Regions from separate parts of the Homo sapiens genome. Here regions 1, 2, 4 and 5 are each linked to region 3. Evidence: chromatin contacts called from ENCODE Hi-C or POLR2A ChIA-PET data. All regions are on one chromosome and are shown on one strand. The core of a region is the stretch at or near the end of the contact, and the rest is flanking DNA. Distances in the headings are between cores, read along the strand shown. Region 1 holds the start of NORAD (non-coding RNA activated by DNA damage). Region 2 holds the start of DHX35 (DEAH-box helicase 35). Region 3 holds the start of CTNNBL1 (catenin beta like 1). Region 4 overlaps DLGAP4 (DLG associated protein 4). Region 5 holds the start of TGIF2 (TGFB induced factor homeobox 2).

Evidence for each region. Hi-C counts contacts between places; a loop is a spot of excess contacts on that map. ChIA-PET counts read pairs that join two places held with the same protein, here RNA polymerase II (POLR2A). Pooled maps may share reads with other maps.
Region 1: a loop to region 3 is called in a pooled map, with 2.0 times the contacts of the local background. The contact joins the promoter of NORAD here to the promoter of CTNNBL1 in region 3. A Hi-C loop is called at or near these places in 1 of 168 maps with a recorded cell type or tissue (CD4-positive, alpha-beta T cell), 1 of 37 single-sample maps with no recorded cell type and 5 of 50 pooled maps.
Region 2: a map of B cell shows a loop between it and region 3 (9-fold over the local background). The contact joins the promoter of DHX35 here to the promoter of CTNNBL1 in region 3. A Hi-C loop is called at or near these places in 1 of 168 maps with a recorded cell type or tissue (B cell) and 7 of 50 pooled maps. POLR2A ChIA-PET finds 5 or more read pairs at or near these places in 1 of 52 experiments (BJ).
Region 4: a loop to region 3 is called in a map of naive thymus-derived CD4-positive, alpha-beta T cell, with 7 times the contacts of the local background. The contact joins the enhancer-like site here to the promoter of CTNNBL1 in region 3. A Hi-C loop is called at or near these places in 1 of 168 maps with a recorded cell type or tissue (naive thymus-derived CD4-positive, alpha-beta T cell), 2 of 37 single-sample maps with no recorded cell type and 8 of 50 pooled maps.
Region 5: a loop to region 3 is called in a pooled map, with 6 times the contacts of the local background. The contact joins the promoter of TGIF2 here to the promoter of CTNNBL1 in region 3. A Hi-C loop is called at or near these places in 1 of 37 single-sample maps with no recorded cell type and 2 of 50 pooled maps. POLR2A ChIA-PET finds 5 or more read pairs at or near these places in 1 of 52 experiments (activated CD4-positive, alpha-beta T cell).

What each region holds. Positions count from the first base shown.
Region 1 is chr20:36,049,672-36,052,371 of GRCh38, forward strand. NORAD (non-coding RNA activated by DNA damage) reads right to left here and starts at 1,289. Exons shown (of 1, transcript NR_027451.1): 1 at 1-1,289. RefSeq lists enhancers at 286-1,485, 966-1,537 and a silencer at 1,025-1,234.
Region 2 is chr20:38,960,953-38,963,652 of GRCh38, forward strand. DHX35 (DEAH-box helicase 35) reads left to right here and starts at 1,392. Exons shown (of 22, transcript NM_021931.4): 1 at 1,392-1,455. The coding sequence starts at 1,416. RefSeq lists a silencer at 1,257-1,376 and an enhancer at 1,417-1,726.
Region 3 is chr20:37,692,683-37,695,382 of GRCh38, forward strand. CTNNBL1 (catenin beta like 1) reads left to right here and starts at 1,348. Exons shown (of 16, transcript NM_030877.5): 1 at 1,348-1,470. The coding sequence starts at 1,441. RefSeq lists an enhancer at 1,626-1,685.
Region 4 is chr20:36,463,764-36,466,463 of GRCh38, forward strand. All of the region lies in intron 7 of DLGAP4 (DLG associated protein 4), which reads left to right. Among named protein-coding and RNA genes, the nearest start is that of MYL9, 76 kb to the right of the region's middle. RefSeq lists enhancers at 245-1,171, 1,172-2,097, 1,673-1,852 and a silencer at 1,743-2,037. Within about 2 kb of position 1,393, at least 25 of the 41 ENCODE cell types and tissues checked have a DNase peak (open chromatin) inside an H3K27ac peak, as active enhancers do.
Region 5 is chr20:36,572,344-36,575,043 of GRCh38, forward strand. TGIF2 (TGFB induced factor homeobox 2) reads left to right here and starts at 1,254. Exons shown (of 3, transcript NM_021809.7): 1 at 1,254-1,402. It overlaps TGIF2-RAB5IF (TGIF2-RAB5IF readthrough), which reads left to right and starts at 2,172. Exons shown (of 5, transcript NM_001199535.2): 1 at 2,172-2,292. It overlaps DLGAP4-AS1 (DLGAP4 antisense RNA 1), which reads right to left and starts at 932. Exons shown (of 5, transcript NR_109939.1): 1 at 569-932. RefSeq lists an enhancer at 371-430 and silencers at 931-1,250, 1,281-1,370, 1,441-1,610.

The DNA of each region.
Region 1 (2,700 bases), core at 39-2,538, 1.6 Mb before region 3:
TTCCCCCCCAAAAATATTTCCTATGAATTGTAACAAAAAGGTATTTACAAAATGTGATTTTGCTACCTCTAATTTTAACATATCAGGCACTTCAGAACATCTAAAAAGAAGAGACATTTCAAAAAAGCTTAGCATTGTCAACTATATACACAGTAGTGAGGAATAAAATGCACACAAAACAATGGATAGAATATGAAAATGTCTTCTAAATATGACCAGTCTAGCATAGAACCTTCTTCTCTTCCTTCTCAGGTCTTCCAGCTCCATGTCATCTAACCCACTTAACAAACGTGGACGTATCGCTTCCAGAGGCCGTCTTAACAACTCCATTTCCAAAAGTCATCTCCAGAAGACATGTATTTTCTATGATTTCTTTTAAACAAATGAGAATTTACAAGATGTGTAACTTTCTAACTCTATTTTATCATACGTCGGCAACCTCTTTCCATCTAGAAGGGCTAGATGTGACAAATGTTTTCTATTAAAAGGTTGGGGTGGAGTTGAGAGCAGCTTTTTCATATTATATACACAGGCCTTCCATAAACGGCCAGTAAATCTTCCCAGAGGGTGGTGGGCATTTCCAACGGGCCAAACGTGGCCTGTCATTCTACCATTTCTCTCTTCCGACAGCAAAGTCTGGTAGAATGAAGACCAACCGCCCGATGGCCGCTAACCGTTCCACCCGTCGTCGTTCGGGACTTCGCTCACCTTCCAGGCCCCTTAAGGCCTTTGTCCGTTGTCGTCAGGACTAGGTAGGTCTCGCCCAATGGCGACAGAGTGGTCACCCGGGAACCGGATCTGCGCGGCTCCGTGGCCTAAAGAGGCGGCCGAGCCTGCTTGCGTCCCTAGGCCGCCTTCCCGGGCCGTCCACGCCTTAATGGCCTCCGCCGCGCGGCGTTCGAGCTGCCGCCATACTTCCCGGCCCACCACGCCCAGCGCCGCCCAAAGGCGCTGCGTCCCGGCGGCTCTGCGGGGGTTTCGTCGAGGCTTGGGTCGGGAGACCCGGGTGCCGGCGGGGTCCGGGCTGGGAGACGCCACGGCCGCCATTAGTCACCGAGGTGGGGTGGGAAAGAGAGGTTCGCTGCGGCTTCAAGGTCTGGGCACAGCCAGTGGGCGGGCACAGCCAGTGGGCAGCCACAGCAGAGGCCTCCGTTATCTGCAGGGCAGAGGGCTCGGCCTGTCCCGGGGCCCCCCAGTTCACCCGCCGGCCCGGGGCCGGAGGGCCTGGAGGGCCCTGGAGGAGCGGGCTGCGTTCTGCGTCTCTCCGCGATCTCTGCCGGACCGGAACTGACTTGGCAGTTCTCTGCGCTGGCAAGAGAGGAGCGGTACCGGAAGTGCCCTTGCGCTGGGGGCCCGCGAGCCGTGGTTCCGGGTCTGCAATGTTCCGGCGTGGGGGTGGGGAATGGGGAATGGGGTGTGGTCACGTGGGGTTAGGGCCCCCTCCACCCCGCTTGCTCTTCGCAACGGAAATTGCTACTGGCCTCAGAATTCCCTGAGCAAACGTTGCTTCTCTATCTCCTTACTCCTCCGGTGCTGGATAAGAAGACTCCAATATTTCATTTATTGACTCATTTACCACCTGTTTACCGAGCACCTATGTGCCTCTAAGCACGGGGGAGTGCAGCAGTAAAGAAAAAAACACAGGAAAATTTCTGCTCTCCTAAAATTTACATTCTAGTAAGGGAAACAACAATAAACAAGATCCTTAAAATGCATAAAAGGGTAGATAGCGAAAGTGCTTTGGAAACATAAAAAGGAAAGAGGAATATGAAGTGCAGGTGCGGAATGCTTTATAGTACGGCCAGGTGACTCTGGAGCAGAGACCCGAAGGAGGCGAGGGGATGAGCCATGCTTGGAGATGTCTGTAGGGGAACAGCTTATGCACAGGCCACAAAGCCGAAGCATGTGGGCCAGGCCTGTTCCAGGAACAGCAAAGAGGCTGGGGAAGAGAGGAGAGAAATGGGACCATGGGAGGGAGTTGAACTGCAGTGCGGGAGAGCTGAAGTGGAGGCAGGGGCAGAAGCAGGGAGACCTGATAACTGACTGTTGCAATCAAGCAGGTGAGCTATGATAGGGACTTATGCCAGGGCGACGACAGCAAAGGGGGCAAAAAGTGGTTGAATTCAGGGGTTGACATAAGCTCAAGTCTATAAGATTTGCTGACGGACCAGATGTGAAGTGGGAGAGCGAGAACTGAAAGATGACTCCACACTTTTTGGCCTGAGCAAATGAAAAGGCAGCCGCCTTAAGTGAGATGGAAGAAACCATGGGAGGAGCAAGCTTTGGGGAGAACACCAGGAGCTGAGTTTTAGGCATGTTAAGTTTGAGATGTCTGTTTGACATTCAAGTGGAAATGTCAAGCAGACAGATGGATTTATGAGTCTGGCATTCAGGGAAAGGTTTGAACTGGAGATGAATCTTTGGGAGTCGTCAGCATATAGATGTCTTTAAAACCTTGAGGCTGCATGAGAGAACCAAGAGAGGGACAAGGTCTGAGGTCTGATCCCTGGGTAACGTTTACAGGTCAGGGAATGAGAAGGAACCAGCAAAGGAGACTGAGAAGCGACCAGGGTGGTAGGAGAACAACCAGGAGAGTGTGGTGTCCTGGAAGTAAATGAGGAAAGTGTTTCAAGGGGAATTTATCAACAGTGTCAAATGCTGCTGATGTGTCAATTAAGATAAGGTTGGAAATGACACTTC
Region 2 (2,700 bases), core at 142-2,641, 1.3 Mb after region 3:
GAGAATTCTAGGCCGAGGGACTAACAGATATTGAGTCCCTACATTAATTACTATAAAAATAAATCAAAGAAGATTCTTACATGAACCTATGCAGGTAAATTCAGATTTTTTTCCCCCTGGTGGATTTGCTCTGAGTTGAGGTAATGAGAGCTAACATTGATTCAGTGCCTGCTATGTTTTGCACTGTTAGGTACTTTACATGTTATCTCATGTAATACCTCTTTAAACCTCATTTTACAACTAAAATTAAATGACAGCTAGGAGCTAGGAAATGGCAAAGTTACGATTCCAAGTCTGGACTGGTTGTCCACAAAAGCCCCTGCTCTTGCCATAATGATGCCACTTCTTTCAAAGAATTCAGAATTTTCTTCACAGCTTTAAAAATGCATAGATTCTGAAGCCTCTCACTTCCTTCCAATTAGTTGCCTACCTAGAAAGTTATTTCCTCCACTTGAGCTCATCACCCCTTCTTAGCGCTCCTTTGGATTACTGTAATTTCTTTTTCTTTGACCTCACCTTTCGTCTGATGGATTAGTGTAATCTTTCCCAAATTTGTTAATCTGAAGAATTCAGGAGCTTCTCAAAATGCAGGTTCCCAAGCCATGCTCCAGGACATCGATTCAGAATTGGATCAAGGCCTAGAATCTGTGTTTTTAACAAGCATTTGACTCAAGGGTATCAAATTGGAGGAAGCACTGAGTTGGTGGACTACCTTAATTGATCTACCCATTTTCAGTCTCTTCTGCCAACCCATTCGCTCCACCCCACCCCCAGTCCGTTTTTCCGTTTTGCCCTCAAGGTCCCTGAAGACTTCCATATCATTTCGCATTGTTTTATTTGGGGCACTGTGCCGCACTACCTGGGCCCACAGCAGGCGCGCAATATTTACTGACAAATACAACCCACGAGGTAGTTCCTATTATTACCCTTCAATTTGAAATTGAGAATAAAACAGAAGTCGACAAGTTGAGGTAGCTTGTGACATCAGTATTTCGTATTTAATCCAGAAAGCACTGCTTCAACGCCCAGTGCGTGCAAGGTTCCACTCTCGGGCCAGCGGTCCTCTCCCAAAGCCCGTTCTTCCTAAGTGTGCGGCCGCCATCCAGGACACGCCACGCTCGTAAAAGGTCACCTGAAGCATCTACCCTCCACGCTCAAGAGGTAGGCGGAGGAGCGCGCCCTTTTCTCCAAAATGGCTGAGCAGGGTCACGTGGGCTCGGGGGCGGGGCCGGTGCGCTCGCCGGAGCCTGGAAGTGGGTCACGTGGCTCAGACGGGGGCGGTAGCTGTGGGGGCGTGGCCGTCACACGGCGCGATCCGTCTGGGCAGCGGCTCTTCGGGGGCCACGCCCTCCGGGCCCTGGGGGCCTAGCGCGCGACGGTGGGGTGGAGCTAGCCTCGTGACCTTTTACCCCAACATGGCTGCGCCCGTGGGACCGGTGAAGTTCTGGCGACCCGGTAAGGCCCTTGGTGGAACGCTGGGCAGATGCGGCGGCCTGACTTCGGTCTTGGCGCCGCGGCCGGCGCCCTGGGGCCAGCAGACCTGCTCGCAGGCCTGACCTCGGCGAGCTGGGCGCTGCCGCCTCTGTGCGGGGGGAGCTCTGGCTCAGGCTCCCCAGTGGTCCCGAGGGATTTGGGGGTGCTCCCCTAGCGTGAGCAGAAACTCTTTGTGACCTTGTTAAAGTGGTCCAGCCTCCTCAGGCCTCGTCTTCCTCGTTACTGATGCTTGTCCTGCCCACCCCGCGAGATGGGGAATCCTAAAGCTCCCTCTCGTGTCTCGTTAGCGCCCTGGGGTTGCGCTGTGGCCCGACAGACAATGCTGCTCGCTGCTGGAGGCTTGCAAGCCCAAGTTATGGAGTCAGACTGTCCGGGTTCGAATTTTCGTCTCTGCCTTGTAGTAGGGTGACCTTGGGCGAGTCACTTAATGCCTCTGAGCCATGACTTCTTTACCTGTAAAGTGGGCAGAACAATAGCTTCTATGCTGTGGGCTTAAATGACAAGCAGAACGCGTTGTCAGACTTAGAATAAATGCTCAAAAAAAGGGAAAGTGTGTTATTTTCTTTTAGGATAATTGTTGTCCACTCCGAATGTCTACTAGAAAAGGGAACAGTCCTTCATATTGGCTGCCAGCCACTTCCTCTCTTACAGACTAACACGAATCACAATCACAAAATGCTTTACTTGTTTTGTCTTGATATTTACTCATTAATCAGGTTTTTACTGAATGTGCATATGCCAGACCGTACTAGATGCATTACTTCCTCTCTGCAAACAGTTTCTTGTAAAAAACAAAAGTTTTTAAATTACAGCTACCAGCTTGATTTTTTTCTACCACCTGCACCCCTGCAGGTCTGGATGTGCAAAGTATATTGCAGCAAAAATGAAATGACACCAAGAATGTAATATAAGCAAAGCTTTTAATTTTTCAGTGGTTCTCTGAAATTCTGACCATGCATATAAGTGATGTGAGAGATAAACCCAAGCAAGAGATATGTTTAATGCTTTTTAAAAATTTGTAGTCTGTCACTTGACAGTTTTATGGTTCAGCATTTCAAGTCATCAGCCAATTATCCATCCTGAGTTTTATTTGCATCCAAAACTAGGAACTTACTAAGTAATGAATACTTTTAATTTATTCACGCTTTTAGTAACAGGTGAAAGTGTTAGGTATAATAAAGAGCTGAATTAATTGTTTGAAATCAG
Region 3 (2,700 bases), core at 98-2,597:
CTCCCTCTACCAGGCACTGTACTAGGCTTGGGGGATACAGTGGTGAACATGACACACACATGTCCTGCTTGCATAGAGCTTGCAATCCAGTAAATGAGGCTGTCAAGAAACAAATAGTCAACCATTAAGCACAAAATTACAGAATGAGATATATACGTAGTGGAGCAGGTACTTGGAAAAAGAATAATGAGGAGAGAGGTTGATTACCTGGACCAGGGTGAGTTGAAGAAGCCCTTGTAAGAAAGTGACATTTGAGACCCGAAAGATGAGAGAATTGGATGAGGTATGGTGCTGATGGCCAGGCAGAAGGGGAGAGGATTTGTCATTCTGAGGAATAAGAATAATTTCTGTATAATTGGAGCCAGTGCAGATGGGATGGGGACCAAAATTATAAATATGAAGGGCATATAAATATAATATAATACATAAATATAATTATAAATATAAAGGACAGGGGCTTATGGAAGGAGGTTTAATTTCCTTTGAAGATGGAGCCTTAAGTCCCAGGTGCATTCTGATCTTGTTTAAGATCAGATGCACTCTGAATGATTCTCTTCCAATTATGGGCAACTTTCTCCTCCAGAAACCTTTTTATATCACCTGGGTAGCAAGGGGATCATCTAGTGACCGTTAGACTTCGCATAGATGAGCAGACACAAGCCTAGAGAGGGACATGTGATCACCAATAGTTTCTCAGCCAGTAATAGTTGTACAGCCTTGGAACAAGTCACTTTTTGAGCCAGCACTATCTGATAGAAATTAATGGGAACCACAAATGAGAGCCACATGTGTAATTTAAAACTTTCTACTAACCACATTTAAGAAGTAAAGAGAAACAGGTAAAATTCATTTTATAATATATGAATTTGACCCAGTATATCCAAAATATCATTTCAACCTGTAATCAATGTAAGTCTTAGAAATCTGGTGTGTATTTTATTTACACTTATGGCACATCTCACTTCGGAGTAGCCATATCTCAAGCGCTCGGTAGCCATATGTGGCTAGTGAGTAAAGTATTGGATGGTGCAGTTGGGAGCGTCAGTTTCCTTTTCTGTGAAATGAGGATAAATCACTGGAAGCTCGTGAGAGCGCACACGAAACACCCGGCACTCCGCCCTGGACACTAGGGACGCGCAATCAAGTTTGGTTTCTTCTGGTCCCTGCTCTCCCCTCCCGCCCCTCCTCTAAGTCTCCGCCCCCTTTCCCCGCCCCCTCAGGCTCCAGGCGGAAGCAACCCTGTTCCAAATGCAGCGCGCTTTACGGCGGCGCGTCCTTTTACCGCGGTGTGGCCGGCTCGCTTGTCGCTCGCACTTTTGCCCTATTGGCTCTGCGGCTCCGCTCGCCGCACTTTACGGCAGTGTGGCTGGAGCCGCGGCTGACGGGCCCGCGGTCTGGGCGTGAGTGCAGGGAAGTGGAGTATTTGCTGGGCCGGGTACCATGGACGTGGGCGAACTTCTGAGCTACCAGGTATGAGGGGCAGGGAGGGCCGAGCGACCGCGTTCTCACCTGGGCAGGGGTCGCAGGAGCCAGAGCCCTTTCATCTCACCTCCTCTCGCCTCACTCCCGGGCCCTCTAACTTCTCATGCCACCCGGGGTCTCAGCCCCTCGTTTTACTTTGCTCTCCGAAGCCCTCCTGGGCCCTTTCGATTCATCCCTTCTCAAGACCTGAGCCCTTCACCTCCTCTTCCTCACCCTGGGGCCTGGTTCCCTGAAACTCCTCTGAAACCCCAGACTATCCTTTTTTTCACAACCATGTCCTCTCAGCTCTCATGTCCCCCCAGTCATTGAGGTGATGGTGGTGGCGGCGGTGGGAGTGCACTGGTCTCACTTGGATTTGATCTCCAGCTTCTCCACTGACTGGCTATGTGGCTTTTGGACAAGTCATTCCCCCCCTCTTTGAACCAAGTTTTTGTATCTATATAGTGGAGACACTAATAACTGCCTTAGTAGGGTTGTTTGAGGACTGTACCAACTGATATGTATGAAAGCTGGTTTTAAAGTGTGGAAAGCTGTGCTTGTGTTTACTGCGATTTGCAGGAGATGTTGGGAATTCTAGCATGGAATGAGTTTCTAGGAATCTTGCTCAGGGTCCCCCTTGCCTAGGAAACTTGTGGGGAAACTGTATGGGACCTAGAGAGCAGAAAGGGCTTGTCCAAAGTCACTCAGAAACAAGGAGCTGGAATTTGAGCTCAGGCGTACTGACTTCCACCCCAAAGTTTTTCCCCCACTTTGATTCCATAGGAGGGTCATTGCGAGGAGCAGTAGAGCTGCACTGCCGAATGTCGTAGCCACTAGCCACATAGGCTGTTGATTGCTTGAAATGTGACTAGTCTGAATTGAGAAATACTGTAAGTATAAAGACACATTTGGGTTGGAGACTAGTATGGAAAAAGTGAAATTTTTATATTGATTACATGATCGTACTGATTATATCAATTACATTGGTTATTGGTCATATTGATTAAATGATCATATTTTGGATAATGGGTGAAATAAAATATACTTAATTAATTTTTAAAATTTTATTTTATTGTTATTTAGAGACAGGATCTTGCTCTGTCGCCCATGCTGGAGTGCAGTGGCACAATCATTGCTCACAGTAGCCTTAAACTCCTAGGTCTAAGGTATCCTCCCAAGTAGCTAGGACTGCAGGCAGGCATCACTATGCTTGGCTGATTTTTAAATTTTTTGTAGAGA
Region 4 (2,700 bases), core at 143-2,642, 1.2 Mb before region 3:
AGAGTAGGGGAACAAAGACCTCAGCCGAGAGAGGTTCTGCAGAGAGCTGGGGTTTGCTGTCAAGGAGCTTAGGATGTCCTAGAACTTTGGTGCAGGGAATGAGATCAGCTGTTCAAGCGCCTTGTCTTACAGATGAAGAGATGAGGCCCAGAAGGGCCAGGGACCCACAGAGGTTTGAGCCAGGACTTCTGGGTCCTGTTCCATGGCACTGCCTTTGAAGAAGTCACTGTCATGCTGTTATCACCTGCCCCTGGTGTATAATGACAATCTCTAACATCCTTTGACCTTTTTACTGTGTACGCTGTGCTTGGTGCTTTACTTCAGCTACTTGCAGTGGAAAAGAAGAAGGGCTTGGTGCCTGGCCTGGAAGTGAGGGGTGCAGGATCCCAGTTCCCACATCTCACCCACTTTTAGGGATGTCACTTTCCTTTGGGCTTCAGCTTCCTAATCCATAAAATGGGAATAACATTCCTTATCCTAAGACTGATTCTGAAATCATGGAATCCCTCAAGAATTGTGTGAGCAGCGGCTCACTCCTGTAATCCTAGCACTTTGGGAGGCCAAGGCAGGCAGGTCGCTTGAGCTCAGGAGTTCAAGACCAGCTTGGGCAACAAGACAAAACCCTGTTGCTCCAAAAAATACAAAAATTAGCTGGGTGTGGTGGCATGCGCTTGTATTCCCAGCTACTTGGAGGAGGCTGAGGCAGGAGGACAGCTTGAATCCAGAAGGTCAGGAGGTCGAGACTGCAGTGAGCTGAGATCATGCCACTGCACTCCAGCCTGGGTAACAAAATGAGACCCTGTCGACCGGGCGCGCTGGCTCACGCCTGTAATCCCAACACTTTGGGAGGCCGAGGCGGGCAGATCACTGGAGGTCAGGGGTTCGACATCAGCCTGGCCAACATGGTGAAACCCCGTCTCTACTGAAAATACAAAAATTAGCTGGGTGTGGTGGCACACGCCTGTAATCCCAGCTACTTGGGAGGCTGACGCAGGAGAATCATTTGAACCTGGGAAGCGGAGGTTGCAGTGAGCTGAGATTGCACCATTGCACTCCAGCATGGGTGACAAAAGCAAAACTCTGTCTCAAAAAAAAAAAAAGAAGAAACTGTTCCAGAGAGTAGAAACTCTGGGTTTCAGAACCACAAACGCCTGGTTTTAATCAGTCTCCATCATTCACTGCGTTTGTAATCTTGGGCAAATTATTTCTTTGAGCTTCAGTTTTCTTATCTGGACTCAAGATCTGTACTACAGGATTATGATGAGGATTAAATGAGATTATGTATTTTTTTTTAAATCTGGTGCACAGTAGGCACTTAATAAATGTGAACTTTCCCTTCCCAAAAACATCTGGGTGACTTTTCTCTTTGTAGGAACTAGACAGCCCAGTTCCCCCCCCATCCCCCCCACCCCCGCATGCCCTGTGGTTGGGGTTTAGATAACTAGGAAAGCACCTGTGGCTATTCTAATAGTAATAGGAGTGATCTTCTCATCTCTCCCAGGCTGTGTGAGGCATTGTGTAATCAGCCAGGCTCTTTCCCGACCATTGTTCTCCACCAACAGGCCTGGAAGTCGGAAGCCAGTGGAGTTCTCCCTGTTTCACAGGTGAATGAAAAATAGGGGGCCCAGAGAGAGACAAGGACCTGCTCAGGGGCCCACAGCCACAGCAGTGACAGGCAAACTTGTAGCCCAGGCCTCTTCTCCACAGCCCGCAGCGTTTCTCCAGGTTTATGGCTTCTGCCTGATAGCCTACCCCTCAGGCCGCCTTCCCTGGGTCTGTTCCCATCTGTTCTGGGAGGAGGGTTTTCTTGACATTTCCCCAGTCTCTGAGCTCATCTTGAATTTAAAAGGAGGCTATCTGGAGGCTGGGTGGGGACTGAGTCACCACCTCCCGTGGCTTTCTCATCCTGAGCAGCAACCAGACACACCCAGAGGGCCACTGCTGGAGACCTGCAGATTGTAAATGCCACACAGGCTTTCTTCCCAGAAGCTCAGATGGGCTCTTGCGGGAAGGCTGTCATCGTGGTTCTGTATGTATTTCTTCCTTCCCCTAGCCACTTTGAGAAGTTGTTGCCTGTCCTTTCCCGCTTCAGCCTTTATTAATGCTGTCCTCTTCCCCTATAGTGCCCTCTCTTCCCCTAGAGGCCCACACTGTCAAATGCCACCTCCCCCAGGAAGTTTGTCCTTGCTGGCTCTGGAGTCCCAGCAGGACTCCTGAGGATGCTTACGGCATGACCTTGGCAGGTCACGCCACCTTTCTGTGCCTCAGTTTTCTCATATATAAAATTTGGGTTTCTTGTCTTTATAAAGCTCCATCCCTAGACACTCTCATTTGGCAGGTCTTGGGGCAGGAATCACATGCCCCTAGGTTTTTAAACCAGCTCTCTAGAGGATGCTGGTGCTGAGAGCCTGTCGGCTGCAACCTGGGAAAAGCTGAACTGAGAGGACCCTGGTTTGCATGACAGCCTAGCTTGTTGCTGTGTGACCTTGGATTAGTCAGCTTTCTGTACCTCCGTTTTCCTCCCTATCAGATTGGGATGGAAATGAGAACTCGTGTAGTAACAGCCCCTCAATAAATGGCAGTCATCACCATCATCAGCTTTGTTTTGTGTGGGGATTGGTGGTTTTCAGAAGCAAGTCACCTTTCCCCTACTTGGTCCTGGCAGCAGGCACTGTCAAGTCAGACTGGGCCAGGGTGCAG
Region 5 (2,700 bases), core at 4-2,503, 1.1 Mb before region 3:
TTAACATTTGCAGGAAGTCTGGCTTCTATGGGGTGTCCAGGTGAAACCTTAACAATCTTTAATCAGCATTCTGATTGGCTTAAGGCTTGTTTGGAAAAAATTAAGAGTTTTGTTCCTAGAGTTCTCCATTGCTAAAGGGTAATTAAGTCCAAAAGCTGTTTTCAAAGCGATTTCCAAGCTCAAGGGCCCTAGATATCTGGACCTAGCCGTGTCCGGGTACAGGGCTGGGGGGCGTGGGGGGATGCCCTAAGAGGCTGGTTAACAGAAATATCACAGTATGTGGTACCCACAGCAGAGAGCAGGGAAGAATGTACTGACTGGGGTGGGGGAGGCCAAGGAAAACCTTCTGGAGTAGGGTGTAACTGGCAGAAGAGGAAAAAGAAACCAGACAGGAACTCCGGGAGCTCCTGGACTGATCGTTTAAGGCCGGGCACAAGGGGTAAGGGATCAGGCTTCACTATCGACCGACCTGGGCTGAATGATACCGGTTGACTGTGTGACAAAAGCAAATCAAGAACCTCTCTGCGGCTCATGAGTAAGCCAGAGACTTACATAGGACAACACATACCCTATCACCCGAGGATGAGACGGGATGACACACACGAAGTGCCCCGCACAGCGTCGTTGTAAAGCGTTGGCTGTTTTCACCTCTGGCCGCCCCCTGTGAGCCCGATCATGTGCTTTTTGGGCTTAGGTCGGAGGCGGCCTCCCAGATTCTACAGGCCATTGAGGTCGTAACAAGCGTCTCCATCAGAGCCTAGTCCTTAACTAGCTGCGGGTAAGTGCCCGGACTAAGTGGCCTCAGTTTCCCCTCGAAGCAACGGGACCAATCGCACCGCCGGCAGGACATCTTGTGCGGGGCGCGAAGTGACAAAAGTCAGGATTTGCAGAAGTTCCCACTCGGTAACGACCCCCACCCCGGCAAGGAGCACAGTAGGCGCTCCGGAAACGCCCTCCACGAGGAGGGCCGGGCCACTTCCTGCCCCCGAGCGGGCTCTCCCCGGCGGAGGCTCCCACCGCCGCTATGGGTAGGCCATGCAGCATTCCTGAGGGCGGGGTGGGCGCAGGAAGAAGGTGCCCGCGGCCCCGCCCCCTCCGGGCGCGCTGGGCGGGGCGAAGCCCCTCGGCGCCGACGGCCCGCCCCGCGGGGGGTGGGCGCAGCTCGTCGCGCTCCGCACAAAGTTTGTTTTCTCCCTCCGGGCGGGTGGGGGAGGGCGCAGAGGGCGCGGGGGGAGGAGAGGGGATCTGACGTCAGGCCGCGAGGTGCTTTCCAGCCGCGAGCTGTCAGGCCGAGTGTCAGGCCGGGCAGGTACGCGGCGCGCGCCCCCGGCGCCCCCCGCTCCCCGCCGGGACGCCCCGCGCCGAGCCGGAGGCCGCGTGGACCCGAAAGCCGCTGGGAAAAGTCAGTGCAGGGAGCAGCAGAGGGCCAGATGGGGGTGGGGGCGCGCGGACAACTTGGAAAGTTTCTTTTTCTCGGCCGGACGGGGAGGGGGCGTCGTCCTGGCGCGTGCGGTAGGGGGTGTGTGAGCTCGGGGGTGTTTGTGAGTCCCGACGGCCCCCGGGGGGTGTTTGTGAGTCCCGACGGCGCTGCGCTCCGGGGGCCGGTGGGGGACTGTTCCAGCCCCCGGGAGGAAGCCCGCTTGGGGCCCTGGTGGGGGGCCCAGCTTCATAGGATCCCACCCCAGGAGAGGGCCGATCCTGCACCGGACCTGAGTGAGCGCGCGGGGGGACGGATTTGTTTGGTTTCAAAAGTGCACGTTGCTAACCGCCAGCAGGGCCCCCCCGCCGCCGAGCCGGACAGGGGGCGGCCGAGAGTGACAGCTGGGGGTGGGGGCCGCGGGAAGGGCCCGGAGCGGGGGGGCCCTGGGGAGCCCGCGCGAGTTCCCCTTTCCTTTGGAACAAAGGAAAGTCTGTCTCCGAGGCATCTGTCACTCCCAGGCTGGCCAAGGAAGCGGGGCGCGTGGGGCCGGCGCCCCGGAGAAAGTTTGTTCGCGCCGGGACCCTCGGGCAGGCCGAAGGTGATCCAAGCCTCCCGCGGGAGAAGCGCGTAGTCTCCGGGGCAGGGGGCGGCCAACATGGAGTCTGGGCGCAGGGCTGGGGGGGGGGGGGCGGCGCGGAGGTGGGAGCCCAGCCCCCTCCCCTCCCTTCCCCTCCCCTCCCCCTCCGGGCCCAGTTCGGAGCACAAAGCCGAGCGCGCACGCTCCGCCGTCCCCGCGCCCCGAAGAGTCGGCCAGCCCCGAACTGCCGGAGTAGGGGTGGGAACCAAACTTTTTCCTGCCCCGGGACAGACACGTGAGTTTTCTTTCTTCCAGAGCCCCCGTCCCACCGGGATGGCGGGCCCGCGCGGGAGCTGGTGCGCGGAGTCGGCCCGGGGTGTGGGGACTGTGGGGTGCAAGCGCCCCGAGCGCCGGACGATTCCTCGCCGACCCAGGAGCCATGTGCTCCGACTCGGTCTGGGCCGCGGGGGAGGTTGCGCGCTTTGTCTGAACTGCTGGGAATGCGGGCGTGAGTGCGCGGCCCGGGGGAGTGTCGGGACCAGCTAGGGGAGTTGTCAGAAAGTTCGTGCGGGAGTGGCTGCAGGTGGCGTCGTGGGAGTCTGTAGGAGGGTGTACGGGATGTTGTGTCGAGGGGTTGCTGCCACAGGTCACTGAGGGTAGAACTGATTGTTAGTGTGATGACGCCTGGAGTTTTCCCTGTCGG